Linked DNA regions of Mus musculus: region 1 is linked to region 2. Evidence: chromatin loops called from intact Hi-C (ENCODE). Cell type or tissue: gastrocnemius. All regions are shown on one strand.

Evidence for each region. A loop is a pair of places that touch in the nucleus more often than their neighbours do. Peaks named below come from ENCODE experiments on the same cell type or tissue, not always from the same donor. Only the 100,000 strongest peaks of a DNase experiment are listed, where the experiment ranks them.
Region 1: it touches region 2 in a loop (3.0-fold over the local background); 4 of 42 quality-filtered maps call a loop at or near these places.

What each region holds. Positions count from the first base shown.
Region 1 is chr19:41,439,071-41,447,070 of GRCm38, reverse strand. It overlaps Gm33951 (a long non-coding RNA gene), which reads left to right and starts at 1,989. Exons shown (of 2, transcript XR_386711.2): 1 at 1,989-2,091; 2 at 2,189-3,689. In gastrocnemius, a CTCF peak has its summit at 4,269 (motif pointing left); a DNase peak (open chromatin) is centred at 4,273; H3K4me3 peaks cover 553 bases.
Region 2 is chr19:41,758,185-41,766,184 of GRCm38, reverse strand. No RefSeq gene overlaps it. Among named protein-coding and RNA genes, the nearest start is that of Gm19424, 15 kb to the right of the region's middle. In gastrocnemius, CTCF peaks have their summits at 1,028 (motif pointing left) and 4,498 (motif pointing right); DNase peaks (open chromatin) are centred at 2,113, 3,629, 4,482 and 6,123.

The DNA.
Region 1 (8,000 bases), 320 kb after region 2:
GAGGCAGAGGCAGGCGGATTTCTGAGTTCGAGGCCAGCCTGGTCTACAGAGTGAGTTCCAGGACAGCCAGGGCTTTACAGAGAAACCCTGTCTCGAAAAACCAAAAAAAGAAAAAAAAAAAAAAAAAAGCCGGGAGTGGTGGCACACACCTTTGATCCCAGCACTTGGGAAGCAGAAGCAGGCGAATTTCTGAATTCAAGGCCAACCTGGTCTACAGAGTGAGTTCCAGGACAGCCAGGACTACATAGAGAAACTCTGTCTTGAAAAACAAAAACAAAACAAAACAAAAAATAAATAAAAATACAACCAGAGAAGTTTTCTTAATTTTAATTAAATAATTTAGAGTCAGAGTCTCACTATGTAGCCTGGCTGACATGGAATTAGCTATATAACCCAGGCTAGCCTAGAACTCTCAGAGATCTGCATGCCCCTGTCTCTTGAGGGTTAAATGTGTGTGTCATCATGGCTAGCCTTCAATTTTATTATTGTATATTTGTTTGTTTGTGTGTGCCCACATGTGGATGTGTATGGGCACATGTATACCACAGTATCATATCTGAAGGTCAAAGGACAACCGGCTGTCATTTGTTTTTTGAAACACTGGCTAGCCAGAAACTTACTATATAGACCAGACTGCCCTTGAGCACACAGAGATCCACCAGCCTCTGCTTCTTGAGTGTTGGGTGTGACCACCATGCCTGGCAGAGGACAACTCTTGGGAGTCTGTTTTCTCCTTTCACTGTGGAATCCAGAAATGGAACTCATCATCAGGCTTGCCCACTGAGCTACCTTGCCATCCTATAAGGAGAGCTCTAATGTCAAAAAGCCCCAACAGGCTAGACCCAGGCACCCTCCCCAACATGGTAGCTCAAGAGATAGGTAATGGTAAACAGCAGAGAGAAATTTCTTCAACATGGACACACGATAAAGAGGAACAAACTAGGCCTAAGCTTTAGACAAATACATAGTTAAACTGTCTTGGTCTGGTTGTTGTCTCTCTGATTGCTGTCCCAGATACTACTCAGCATGGTCCAAAAAAAGTCCTTATTGATTTAGGGGAGAAGTTATCAGGAAATAAGAACTTCTGCTCCTGGGTGTGGCCCCGCCTTATCTGGGGGTGGTCCCCCTGCCCAGAGTTCCTGGAATCCAAAGTGATTCAAGGAATGACCAATTACCTCACTTACCTCGTCTGCTTCCTGACCCTCGCCTGATGGAAGGAGTGCACGAGGGGGCAGAGGTGTCTGACTTCCTTCTGCTTTTACCCGCCACAGGGCCCAAGTGAGGAGGAAGTAGGCATTTATAAAACATCTGTTTCAAAAGGACTAGAGAATTTAGGGAAAACAGAAAAAAAAGGAAAAAATTAAACTCTTAAATTCACTGTTAAAAACCAGGATGTGATGAACTGGGGAGAAGGCCAAGGCAGGCAGACCTACCTAGTGAGCCGAGCCGCTGTCTCAGAAACAAACAAACAAACAAACAAACAACAAAGAAATCCGTATTGAGCGAAACAGGGAAGTTCCAGGCTAAGTTTTGCCCCAATGTTTTGTAAGGCTCCTCCATTTTGGTTAAACAGTGACAGTTACCAAACTGAAGTTTTAATAGATTCTTGCCCTCCCCACTAAGGCTGCCCAGAAAAGATGTTTATCTGTGTTATCGGCCACCTGACATTCATTAACCCATTACACATGTTTCCTTAGCTAGCCCTCTCGATGACTGACCAGGGACCCATTCAAGTAACTCTCAGTCATGCCTGCTGCCCTCCTCCACGACCATCACTCCCTAGACAAACAAACAGTAGGCTGTGGTTCTTACACTATTTTCCCGCCCTCCTACCCCTCCCGATGCCCCACATATACACAAGCAAGCGTAGTCCTCCCTTTGTTTGTCCTCCATGTCAACCTTACACCAAGCGACTTCACTCTTGGCTAGCACCACCCACAAGGCAAAGAATAATAAATAACTAGCTTCTTAAAGTCTAAAGGTGACTACTATACATTTACTAAAGTAGATCTGACCATATGAGCACACGGGTATATTCAAATCTTATCAGGAAAACCAAATCTCAGGACTAATCAAACACACCAGACCCAGGTAAGGTTACAACAGCTTCTCCTGGACTAACCGAACGAAAAACGAAATAAAAGGAGGACATGACTATTCCACAAGTGTGGAGATTTTTTAATTGTAGAACACAGGCAGAGGGAAGAGTCCAGGCTGAACATGGCAGGCGGACTAAACCAGATCGTGAGAGGAGCTGCGGACAGGAGAAGCATCTCAGGCCAAGATTCCAGAAGCCTGGAGTAGCCAAAATGGCTGGATTTCATAGGGAGCAGGATTAAGGTAGGGAAGCGGAAACCGAGCCCTGGGAGGAAGGGATTGGTGTAGGGGTCGGGGTAAGATGTGCTGGGAGGAGTCACAGCTTCTGAGGGATGCTGGGAGAGCAGGGAGGAGCTCTCCCAAAGGTACCCTGCGCTTCTGGGAGAGAGCTGGCCAGCAGTGTCTGCTTTGATGGGTGAATAGTCACTTCTGTTAGCCGTTTGTCTCAGGTTTGAAACCTAACATCAACACTGCAATGACAGTGTCCTTCCAACCTGTCATCTGACTTCCTGTGTGTGTGTGGAGGGACTAAGAGTCAAGAGAACTCCTGACTGCCAGGAGCCTCAACTCCGTCCATTCTCCACTGTTGCTGCTCCTACTTAAATTGCTGTCCTGTTTGTTCATTTGTCCGTCTGGACTGGACCTCGTTTTGATGTTTGATTCTATGGCCTTCATGGTCCCACACGTCACTTTTGCAGCCGGACTGGACCTCGAGACTCAGCTCAAGCCTGTGACTCCCTTTAATCTTGATTCTGCAGAGACCCCTGGAGATCCCAATAGGATTGAATGTCTGACTCCTCCTCACCACCCCAACACAGCCCAGAGATCCCCTTTGGAGCTCCATCACCTTCCTACTGCTTCGCTCTGCTGTCGCTTATAACCCACACCTCCTCATGCACACAGAGACACACACACACACACAGAGTCTCAGTCTCTGTCTCTGTCTCTCTCTCTCTCTCTCTCTCTCTCTCTCTCTCTCTCTGCCCAGGAGGTATTTATTATGTGTTTTGCAATGTGTAACTCAAGAGTTAGTGTTAGTTAAGACTGGCATATAGGTACCCGAGTTTGCCTCAGCCAGCTAAGGTTATGGTAGCCTTGATAAGGGCTTTATGGAGTCCAATTAGGGAAAATCACTTCTCCGAGCTGGCTGGTGACCTAACTTTCTAAGCTGCCCAAGACATCCTGAGGTACAGAAGGCATTTAAAGAGATAGAAAGATATAGGACACATAATTGTCCCTTTAATGAGATAGTATATGAGTCCTTCTCAGAATCCTCTTAGTACAGTTACAAGCTGTAACCAACCACACAGCTTCCTAAAGTCTTCCTGCTTCTCTGAATTACTCAGAAAACCCTACTTTCCCCTTTCTATCTCCTTCCTAACCATGCTATCCCTAATAATTTGAGTTTCACACAGTAAAGCTTCCCTCCCTGCCTTGTGGCTGCATCCACTATGTGACTGACAACCGTGTCCAACTTAAATGGTATGGCTCTCTCTTCCTTTTCTATGTATTCTTCTCTGGTCACCTGCCAGGACTTACAACTAGCTGCCCTGGGCTTTGTTTTTCTAAACTCTAATAAAACTGTAACCTAACTTCTGTTTGCGTCCATTTTTTCTTTCTTTTTAATAAAAATGACTAAGAGCTCCAGAAAGAGACTCAGAGTCCCCCATACAACACTATCAAGGGAAATCAGGATGACTTTAGTAAATTTCTGCTGAATGAAACAGTTGCAGCTTGTGAATTTCTGTTATTCTGTGAATTCTGAGTTGGGAAGACCCAGATGTGTTGTTCTCTGTTTCTGACACAGCATCCTCATGACATTCACTTGGGTCTCCTAAGGCATATGCCTGCATGGTACACCCTACAGGCTTTGCCTGTCCCTAAACATTCTGAAACTCCTTGGAGACTGGATGAAATTTAAAGTAACATATTAGTAATGAATACATTTCAGAAAATATTTAAAATAGCAGACCCATTTGGTTTACCAACCAAAATTCGTTTATTTCTTGAAAAAAAGAAAGAAAGGAAATGATAGCTTTTAGATTAGTTCAGTTTATGGATTGTGGAGAAGAAAGAGTTCAGATTTAGCAGGCCTAAGGATAACCTGTCCACAGAAGTTGAAGCCCTTGAGAGGACAAGTCTACCCGCACTAGCCCGGTAGTGCACAGCGCCTCCTACTGGTGATGCTTGGCAGCAGCCCTTCCCTCTAAAACGAATGTCCCTCATAGAAGGAGCTGGATCAAGGCAGGATGAAGCACCCCAGCAGATGCGCTACAGACAGCTCAGAAGTAACTGGACTTGCACTTTTACATCCTCTCTGGCTTCTGAGTTTTTGCCTGTCTTAGCTTACGGTTTCCTATTCTGTATGGTAAAGGCAACCAGCTGAACCTGAGGTTTCATTTCTGGGCTGGTTTCTCTCTGTGGGTTAAAATCCCCTCTTAAAACTTCCTCTGGTGCTTCCTGTTTCTCTTCAAGTAAAGGAGAAAAGAAAAGGGAAAGCGTTCTCGAGTGGTGAGAAGCGCGTTAACTATGCGCTTTGAGAGCGCTTAGGAGGAAGATGTACCTGGCGAGAAGGTTCCATCGGAGATTTCTAAAAGGAACAGCATGCCATGTTCTGCAGCTCGGCATGCCGTGACATTTGCTCTGAAATGCCTTCATCCCAGCAGGAAAGTACAGCACGGCGTGAGAGAACAGCCTGTTAACGGTCCCTCTGGTCCCTAGTGAGAGGGACCACAGTGCACATCGCTCAGCAGTACTGACTTAGTCCATCTCTCAGGCAGGGAGAGTGTAAAACGCGTGGCTTTTGTGTGCCTCTGATGATGGGCTTTTTTTCAGAGGTTTGTTGACTGTAGTGCACTATGGGCTTTTGTTCCTATCTTTAGCTCCCGCTTGTAGATTTCTTTTCTTTTCTTTTTTTTTTTTTTTTTTTTTGTTTTTTTGTTTTTTTGTTTTGGTTTTTCAAGACAGGGTTTCTCTGTATAGCCCTGGCTGTCCTGGAACTCACTTTATAGACCAGGCTGGCCTCGAACTCAGAAATCCGCTTGCCCTCTGCCTCCCGAGTGCTGGGATCAAAGGTGTGCGCCACCACGCCCGGCCCGCTTGTAGATTCCTTTTGCATTAATTTGAAGGAATAACTTATATATTCATTGTCAGGTCCAGAGGAAATTACAAAACTCCAAAAGGCGGCTCAAGGAGCTCAGCCTGAAACTGTAGGAGGATTCCTTGCGCTTAGATAAAACCCAGCATTCCTCCGGAGCTAAGGAAATCCTTTCCCAGCTACCAGAAGGAGTCATTTCCCATACCTTTGGCTGAAGGGTCACTTGGCCACCTGTGGTGCCTATTAGCATATCAAAGCTCATGCTGTTCTCCAGGCCCCCCTCAGAATCACAAGTACTTGTTACAACTTTCAAAGTCTGAATAGAGTGTATATTAGAATCCTAAGTGCTTGTTACACCTTTCAAAGTGTATATTAGAGGTGGATCTTCAACTGGGGGAGAAAAGCAAACAAGCCCCTTCTCACCTCCCCCTACCCTAACCTGCCCCCAGCTCACGGGCATCCCTCCCCCTACCTACCCATCCTCCTTCTACCCCTGCTACTCTTGCTGTGTGCTCTCCCGCTCTCTGCTCTGCTCTGGCTTCACTCACCATGTTTTCCCCATTCTCTAACCTCTGCTGCAGACAGAGTGTCTACCCTCACTTGTAGACAGCTCTGGCCATGTCTGGTCTGCTGGCCATATTCAGTTTACTTTTTTCTCTGCTCTGGGCTGTTCTCTGGCTGTTCTCTTTCTCATATCTACCTTCCCCTTTAACCACGGAGTGGTCATATTGTCAGTTTATATACTAGAAACACAGATGTTTTGTCATAGCTTGCAAATATTCCCTCCCAGCCTACTTTTTATCTGGAGAACTTGTTAGTGGTGTGTTAGACGTTTACGTGGTGAAACTCATCTACTCATTCATGGCTTCCAAGTTTAAAGTATTTCTTTAAAAGGAACACCACCACCTGGACGTTAAATAAGTGTGCATGTTCAAATTTTTTGCTATTTTAATGGTTCTCTATAGATTTGTACATATGTCTTTAATCTCGGGGTGGTTAGTTATTGCTTATATATGTGAGTAGTGAATGAGAAGGTTTTAAACCCCACTCCCCAGATGAAAACCCACCCCTAACATACACTATTCAGAGCCAGTAACTGTGGGCACAACCAGTTGGTGTCTGACCATAGCTACTAGAGGTGTGAACATCATTTTTTTTAATTCAGTAATTTCACATCTATAAAAATGCCCATAGATGTAAAAGCAGAAGAATATAAGAACGTGGGCTGGCGAGATGGCTCAGTGAGTAAGAACACTGACTGCTCTTCCAAAGGTCCTGAGTTCAAATCCCAGCAAACACATGGCTCACAACCACCTGAAATGAGATCTGACACCCTCTTCTGGTGCGTCTGAAGTTGGCTACAGTGTACTTATGTATAATAATAAATAAATCTTTGGGCTGGAGCAAGCAGGGACTGAGCAGGGCCAACTGGAGCAAGCAGAGGTCCTAAAAATTCAATTCCCAACAACTACATAAAGGCTCACAACCATCTGTACAGCTACAGTGTACTCACATACATAAAATAAATCTTTTTTTTTTTAAAGAATATAACAACGTACACAGAAGGTACACCTCATATAGTTTTGTTTATCCATTGAATTAACCTGGGAGTATACATTTGAATAAATTTCATGGATATATTCTATTAAATGGTACAGATTATTCAAAAGAATGCTCTGCCTACGTACTATTTAGAAAAGTATTCATGGTATATTGTTAAATGGAAAAAGCCTTGTTTGTGCATGCACCTATGTCTCTATAGGTGGGAAATCCCATAAATACAGGTACAGAGATGTGTACATGTGACGCCAGCTTCCTAGGAAGGCAGAGGCAAAAGAGGGATGCCAGACCCAAGGAGGACAAGACCAACATGGGAAACAGGAAGAACCTATTTCAAAGAAAAGCACACAAATAAAACAACATTAAAATGAATTTGAATGTTGCAAGGCCATCACAGGCTACTGTTTGTCTCTCCAAAGATGAGAAACTACAATGGAGGAGTAAGCGTTACAACAGTTTGATTTTTGACATGCACCTTTAACGTCTGTTTTTGTTTGTTTGTTTGTTTTTTGAGACAGGGTTTCTCTGTATAGCCCTGGCTGTCCTGGAACTCACTTTGTAGACCAGGCTAGCCTTGAACTCAGAAATCCGCCTGCCTCTGCCTCCCAAGTGCTGGGATTAAAGGCGTGTGCCACCATGCCCAGCTGCACCTTTATTGTCTTAATAACCCATCAGAAATTCTATTTCATTGATTTGATTGACAGCTTGGTGCTGAGAGACATGTACTTAAAGTAAGGTAAATCAAGGAAGAAATCGAGCCAGGCTTAATGAAGTTCCTTTAATCTCTGTACTCAGAAAACTAAGGAGAACTGCAAGTCAGAGGCCAGCCTGGGACAGTCTTTCAGAATGAAAAGGAAAAAAAAAAACAAAACAAAAAACAAAAACCCAAAGAAGTTACACTACTGGCTGGTTCATTTTGAGAGGAGCAGAGAAGCCTTTTAGGGGAGGGAGAAGGCAGCTCAAGGCTCATGTTTTCCCTCTAGCAAGGCTGAAGGGAGACTGGAAAGATGGGCAGGTTTGAGAAGGAATGGATGTGCTGTCTGAGTCGATCTAGAAGCGGTCGACAGGCACTTCAGAAAGGCTGATTTTAGCATATGTTGCACATTTCTAATCAGCAGAACTGTCCAAAAATTGAAGCATCTGTCACATGGATTTTGAGGTTTTCCGTTGCTAGAAATATCAAACCGAGGCTAGGTGACCATCTGTCATGTGTGCTGTGGAAAAGGAATCTAAATTTAACTGCAGG
Region 2 (8,000 bases):
GAGAGATCTTGTCTCAAAAACCAAAACAACCACAACTAAAACAACAGCTTTGAGCCCCAGGGTAGGTGGCCCCACTCCTTGAGGAGTGCAGGTTGTCTAAGTTGCTGACTTGCTCTGAGTTATTCCATATTGAGTGGAAGTAGCTCTTGGGCTATGTGCCCCCAACAGGCTCTGTTTTACAAAGGACACCCAACTCCCTTTTAGGTTGTTTTTATGCTTTGTGGCTTGATATTAAGGAACAATGAATTCAGTCAAACCAAATCTGTGGGCAGAAGAGAAAGAAAGGAAGCCATCATAGGCCAGAGGAGTGTGCTGAAAGAGCTAGTGAGTGACGAGTCCAGGGCCAGTGTGCTGAAAGAGCTAGTGCAGAGGAACTTGGAAGACTTCAGGTATCCACATGGGCACAGCTGGGGCACTCTGGACACATCTGTCCTCGAGACAGTTGACGTTATCACATTTTATGATCAGAATCTATGGCAGTGGCTCAGAGGGGGCAGAAATAGCCTGAGATAAAAGTGTAATATGAAATAGGTGTGCATTGTTTATTGACAAGAATACATTCTAAGAGCTGGGTGGTGGGGAGGCAGAGGCTGACTAATCTTTGTGAGTTCGAGGCCAGTCTGGTGTACAGAGGTAGTTCCAGGACAGCCAAGGCTACACAGAGAAACCCCGTATCAGAAAAAAACAAAACAAAACAAACAAACAAACAAACAAAACAAGGCCAAACAAACTAAAACCAAAATAAGAATTCATTCTGAGCAGTGCACCATTATACAGTTTTGCTGTTGTGTGCCATCATAGAGTGTACTGACATATGTGGCCCCAGGAGACACAGGAAATCGAGTATGAGGATGCTCCTGGCATGGTGGGCCATGCTGCTTTACAGAAAGGTTTTTGTTTTGTTTTAATAGTAGAGTCCTCGTCCCTAAAATAATGATAAGAAAGGCTGGAGAGATGGCTCAGCGGTTAAGAGCGTCGGCTGCTCTTCTGAAGGTCATGAGTTCAAATAGCAACCACATGGTGGCTCACAACCACATGTAATGAAATCTGATGCCCTCTTCTGGGGTGTCTGAAGACAGCTATAGTGTACTTACATATAATAAATAAATCTTTTAAAAAAATAATGATAAAAAGTATGGCGTGCTGAGCAGTCCCTCATAATGAATGTGTGTACTGTTCATAGTTGTTGTGGGTTACCCTTTCATAAGGCTTGTGGCAAAGTAGATTGTTTTCCTCCAGAATCATCAGTGATTTCATAACATACCACTGGGTGGCTAACAGTTATGACTTCCCTAGTCCGTGGCAGTTTCAGCTCTGGGACACTCTGGGACCACTGTAGTATGCAGTCTCTTGTCTGAAACATCCATGGAACATAACTGCATATATTACAAACATGATATCTAATGTTAAAAAAGGAGTCACAAATGTAATCACCGTAAATGTAAGTATCAGAGGAGCAGATGGAAGTGGGGGTGGGTGGGGGAGAGGGCCGGTGGGCAAGCATGCTTACTGAGCAAGCATCAGACACTGAGTTCAGGTCCCCTGCTCCCATGTCAAAGCCACTGTGGACTTGGGGACCTGTAATCACAGTGCTGAGGCAGGATGGGCCAACAGGTGGATCTTGCTGGTGTGTTCCAGGCTTCGGGAGAGCCCTGTCTCAAGGGGGGGGGAGAGTGGATCTTGTTCGAGCAGGGTGCCGGTGTCCAGCCTCTGTGTACACAGTAAGCTAGAGAGATCCTGATGGGCTTTCAGAGTGCTTCCAGTCTATGGATGCTCTGTGTGTGTCATGTGACCTGACTCATGGAAGGAAGAGGTTAGAGGTCTCGTTCAGCTGCCTCCCTCCCTCCCTTCCTCCTTCCCTCCTTCCCTTCCTCGCTTATGGCCCCCATACTTCCTCCACCTCCCATTGTCAAAAGTCAGCAGAAAAAAGTGTGGGATATTTTAACTTTTTTTCCACACCGAGTCTTCAAGATATAGCATACATCTTCACAGACATTATATCTCAAGTCAGAAAGCCCATATTTAATTTCTAGTGTTTACTCAACGGACTAACTACATGTAGCCTTCAGGCATAAAGTGGTCCAGTGTGTCTGTAATCACCATTTTGGCCACTAGGTGGCGGAAGCGACCTTTCACTCAACGCATTAGACAGTAAGCTGTAGAAAGGGTGGAGGAAGCCCTGAAATCGTCCTGTCTTTGGCTTATTTTAGACAGAAGTGAACCGAGTTGGATATATCCCACACAATTAAAAATTCTGCCTAGACCAGATGAGTTGTCATACCAGGTGGAAGGAGGGGACTCAGTCCTAAAAATTGTCCTCTCTCTCTCTCTCTCTCTTTCTCTCTCTCTCTCTCTCTCTCTCTCTCACACACACACACACACACACACACACACACACAGATAAACACTCCTTAGTCTAGAATAACACACCTGTTTCCTCCTGTCCTACAGGCTAATGCCCATGTAGAGGACACTCTGTTAAAAGGCAACAAGTTGGGCTGGTGAGATGGCTCAGTGAGTAAGAGCACTGACTGCTCTTACGAAGGTCCTGAGTTCAATTCCCAGCAACCACATGGTGACTCACAACCATCTGTGATAGGATCTGATGTGTCTGAAGTCAGCTGCAGTGTACTTATGTATGATAAATACATCTTTAACAACAAGTTAATGTGCACATTTAAAGCTTAGGCACTAAGATGTAATAGTAGCGAACAGAAGGGGAGTGGTTTTAGAGGAGCAAAGGGACCAACTGAGGTCACTGATGGGGGGGTGGGGAGTGAGGGAGGGGGTGAGGGCGGGCGAGCATAAACAGTATAAAGATATGTATGTGTGTAAATGTCACAATGAAACCTGATATCTTGTATGTAGTAACTACCAGTTTTCAAATTACATTTCTTTATGTGTGTGTGTGTGTACGCACATGCGTGTGTGCTCGTGCGTATGCATGCACACACACCTTGACATGTATGTGGATGTCCAGAGGACAGCCTGGTGAAGTCAATTCTCTCCTTCTACCCTGTGAATGGGGAGTGACTATAGGTCGTCAGCCTTGGCAGCAAGCACCTTGACCTGCTGAGCCATCTTGCTGGACCATAACTAATAACTTTTTAGGACTTAGCAAGTGACAAGTGTTTCTTGTGAGGACCATTTTCTTCAATTAAGGAAATAAAGGCCTGCGGTGATATGAAGGAGCCTCAGCTGTTAGCTGGAAACTTAAGAAAGCCTTCCTTGTTACACTGTCAGCCTACACTGAAGGCCAGTCCTTCCATCCTATTGTGAGTCCTTGCTGGCCTCTGCCACCCTCGTGTCTCCATTCTGTAACAAGAATGAGGAGATGCAGTGGTTAAGAGCGCCAACTGCTCTTCCAAAGGTCCCGAGTTCAAATCCCAGCAACCACATGGTGGCTCACAACCATCTGTAACGAAATCTGATGCCCTCTTCTGGAGTGTCTGAAGACAGCTACAGTGTACTTACATATAATAAATAAATAAATCTTTAAAAAAAAAAAAAAGAATGAGGAGATGTCCCCGAGAGGCAGAGTTCTTTCTGTCACAGGAGCGCTGGTGATCGGCCTAAGGGTGGAGGCTAGTAGCTCAGCCTTGGCGCTGAGTGAGTGGGGGAGGGAAGGAAATGCAGATATTCTGGGGAGGGTGACCACTCAGCCGCCGCCTGCTGGCTAGTCGGTCACACGGGACCTCTTCCACCATGGAGGGAGCATGTTATGTCCTAGTGAGAGGTGCTTATTGGCCATTCCTTCTGAAACACCTCTGCCAGCCCATCTGTGTGCACAAGGTACGCAGGGTGTGTCACCAGCATGCTGTTCCACACAGCATGTTTCTGACCAGGGATCTCATCTTAAGAGTCACCCACAGTCAGCAGTAGATCCGGTGCTTGTGAAAATTTACTAGTTTGACCATTTGCCCCTATCCTAGAAGCAGCTTTGAAGGAGCCGTGAGCTGAAGTAGTAGTACTGGTTGGCCAGGAAAATCAGAGCTTTGTTTTACAGGATGCAGCCTGGACTGGAGGCCTCGCTGTTCCAACCACAGAAACCGAAGGCTGGATTCAGGGGGGCTCCCCTTACCGTTAAGTTACTATCTCCTTCTTGGGGTTGATTGCGGCTCTGCTGTCTCGTGGGTCTCATCCTGATGGGGAAGGTGTCTATGGGGACACACGGTTGACACTGCACTGTTAGGCCTGTGCTGCCTCTGGGCTAGGACAGACTGCCCTGCACAGTTAGGAGAGAGAGCTTAGCGCTGGTGGGCTCTGCTTAGCATTTCCAGAGAAGTGCAGAAGGTAACAAGACGGGCAGCTGGCCACAGCGGAGCTGGGGATGGGCTTTCAGCAGCAGAAGGGCCTCCTCTCCCTGAAGAAACCGTACACCGTAAGAGAGCCGGAGAGGCCTCTGGTAGGTAAGGATGGAGTCTTCCACATGCTGGCGGCTGAGAGTTTTACAACCTCCAGCGGTTGTCCCCAGGAAGTGATGTCACAGTCTGGCCACCAGGGGCCGAGCTGGTGCTGCTCTTTATGTTTGGGGATCTTCGGCCAAGAAGGGAGCTTGCTTGACAAAGGCAAACAGAAAGTACAAGAAGTTGTTTGGTACTGAATATTTCCCATCTCTCTGTCTCTGTCTCTGTCTCTGTCTCTCTGTCTGTCTCTCTCTCTCATTTGTCTGTGTAATGTCTGTCTATCTTGTTAGAGCCAGTCTGAACACTCTACAAGGTCAGGAACTGGGCCTCTTAGCTCCGTTCTGTAACTCCGATGCTCATCCTATAGTAAGTATGCACTAAGGTACTACCTGAATAAGTGAATGGTCTCAAGGAACCAGTGAAGTAGAACTAGGGTCCCTATGGCTGGCCCATGGGGAGAGGCACAAGGGATCACAGAGAGGCTGCATTGCGTAGCCCACAGAGCCTGGAAGTAAACACTCTGGGTTCTGACTCTCAATGGCTAGCCGGAGGAGACAGTATAGGATCCAGGCTTAGCCAGTGGACCTCAAGCTGGGAAAAAGGAGGCAATCCCTGCTCTTTTTGGCTCTTGGCTATGAGACCAGAGCTTCTCTGGTGGCTACTATTCTTTCCTCCTGGGGCAGCTGGCTGAGAACATAAAGCCATATTATAGAGAGAGGAAAAGACTCAGAGATAGATGCGAAGTGAAGGATTGACTGGACCTGAGTTCCTGGATGGGGAAGTGGGGGATTGACTGAGCCTGAGTTCCTGGATGGGGAAGTGAAGGACTGACTGAGTCTGAGTTCCTGGATGGGGAAGTGGAGGATTGACTGAGCCTGAGTTCCTGGATGGGGAAGTGGAGGATTGACTGAGCCTGAGTTCCTGGATGGGGAAGTGGAGGATTGACTGAGCCTGAGTTCCTGGATGGGGAAGTGGAGGATTGACTGAGCCTGAGTTCCTGGGTGGGGAAGTGGAGGATTGACTGAGCCTGAGTTCCTGGATGGGGAAGTGGAGGATTGACTGAGCCTGAGTTCCTGGATACAGTCATCCCTTGAGCTCTGTGGTTTGAAACCACAGAGAACCTTTATCTTGTGTCTGAGAAGTGATGGGCAGTGGGCACACCCACCCATGCTGTTGAAGGAGAAAGAGGGTCAGCAGCCATAGTTTTATCTCATGTTGCACTGTGCTCCTGGTATGTGAGGGCAAGTCTTTTTCACCTGCAGGTCTCATCACCTCCACCCCTACCCCACAGAGAACCTCCTCCCAGCTCCTCAGGTCGGGGATGGGGAGTAATGGGAAGGCACTAAGGTCTGTGATTGACAGGTGTCTGGCATCCCACAATGCTCAGCAAGTGTGAACTGCCTCACCTGGTCTTGTGGGTGGCTTTTGGCCACCAGTAATAGAACAGAGAGATGAGCTTAAAAAATGAAGTCCTTACTCACTGTTCCCAGAAGGCCAGAGGTGGCCCAGGTCCACGGTAGTGGATTCATCAGCTCAGCAGTATCACCGGGGTCTTAGCTTGTCTTTGTTTTGTTTCTTAAGATTATTAGTTTTTGCAGGAGTTGGTATGTGTCCAAGCCACAGCATGTGGGGGCCAGGGGACAGCTTTGTCCAGTCTTTATGTGGGTTCCCTTTCCTGAACAGAGCACTGTGGGAGAATGAAGTACCATGGTTGGCTTAGAGTAATCAAGAAAGATGTCAGGGGCTGGAGAGATGGCTCAGCAGCCATGAGCATTTGTTCAATTCCTGACAGCCACATGGTGGCGGCCTGTAACTGTTCATAACCTCAGTTCCACAGACTCCAGTGTGCTCTTTTGACCTCCAAGAGCGCCAGACACGCACATACATGGTACTCCAGCAGACACTGAGTAAAACACTCACACACATTATTAAAAATAATAGTAAGATGCATCATTAAAAAAGAGAGCGATGCCGGGGAGGGGACTGAACGAAGTTGATTGGTTAGCAAGGAGAGAGGGAGAATGACAGTGGGCTGTGCTGGTCCACGTTTAATAGAGACTATGTAACCTTGGCTAGACTGAGACTATGTAACCTTGGCTGGATTGAGACTATGTAACCTTGGCTGGATTGAAACTTTTGTTATACAGACCAGGTTGGCCTTGAACTCGCAGAGAGCTTCCTCCTGAGCACTGTGGTTGCTGGTGTGACTCTATTTGCTTTTGTGTGGCTGTCTTATTTCATTTGGCTCAATGTCCTTAAGAGTCCTCCCATGCTGTGCCATGTGCCAGAGTTCCCCTCTTCTCCGAGGCTGGATGATGTTAGCTTGCATGTGCATCCCACGCATCATCCATCGTTCTGGTTACTAGACTTCCTCTCTGGGCTCCTGTGAAGGATGCTGCTATGAACGTGGCTGTACATTTATACACTTTGTAGCTTATTGTATCTTTTAAGCCTCTCTTAATGCAAAGATCTGCTTCCCTACAGTGCAGGTTGGAGAAGCCAGGGGCTTTCAGCCCGCAGCTGTCCCCTGATCGTACATGTTACTAACAGAGAGCTCGGCGTGTCCTCTGCCTGTATTTCCAGAGGCTTTGCAACTTGAGGTGGTGATGTTCATCAAGAGGGACATATGTTATTACCATGTGTGTGTGTCGGGGTGGAGGAGGGATGTCAAATCAGTAATTAACTGGTGGATTCAAAACGGTGTTGTTCTAATTGATTGTTCCCTTTTTGTTAATTAGCTTCAGAAGGATCTTTGACAATTGGCCATTGGAGAGCAGCCATGTTCCAACCATGGAACCCCAGGTTGTGTGGGTGTGTGGTATATGGTTGGGTAACGTATGTGGGTGTGAGTCCCCATTCGTGCAGAGGCCGGAGGGTTTGGGATGTCTCCTTTAATCACCCCTTCACCTCATCCTCTTCCACCAACGTCTCTCACTGACCCTGGGGCTTCTCACTTCATCTAGACTGGTGGGCCCTGGGCTCCAGCTGTATGTCTTCATGCCTGGATCTTTATGTGGATGCTAGGGATTTGAACTCAGGTCTTTACACTTGTGCAGCAGATACTTGTATCCACCAAGCCGTCTCCCTGCCCTGGATCCTAAATTTTTGTGATTGATATATATATATATATATATATATACATACATACACACACACACACACACACACATATATATATATATATATATGTATATATATATATATATATATGTATATATATATATATATATGTATATAAAATTTATATGGGTAAACTGTTTCAGACATACTAGAAGAGGAGATGCTATCAGATCCCATTACAGGTGGTTGTGAGCTACCATGTCGTTGCTGGAACTGAACTCAGGACCTCTGAAAGAGCAGTCCGTGCTCTTAACTGCTGAGCCATCTCTCCAACCCCATTGTGTTTATTTTAAATCAGGACTCATTATGTAGTCCACACTGGCCTGGAACTTGTCATCCTTTGCCTCAGCCTCCAGAGTACTGGGATCTCAGCTGTGTGCCACAGTGCCTAGCTGTGGGGTGTTTTGTTTTGTTTTGTATCCAGACAAGGTTTCTCTGTGTAGCCCTGGCTGTCTTGGAATTCGCTTTGTAGAT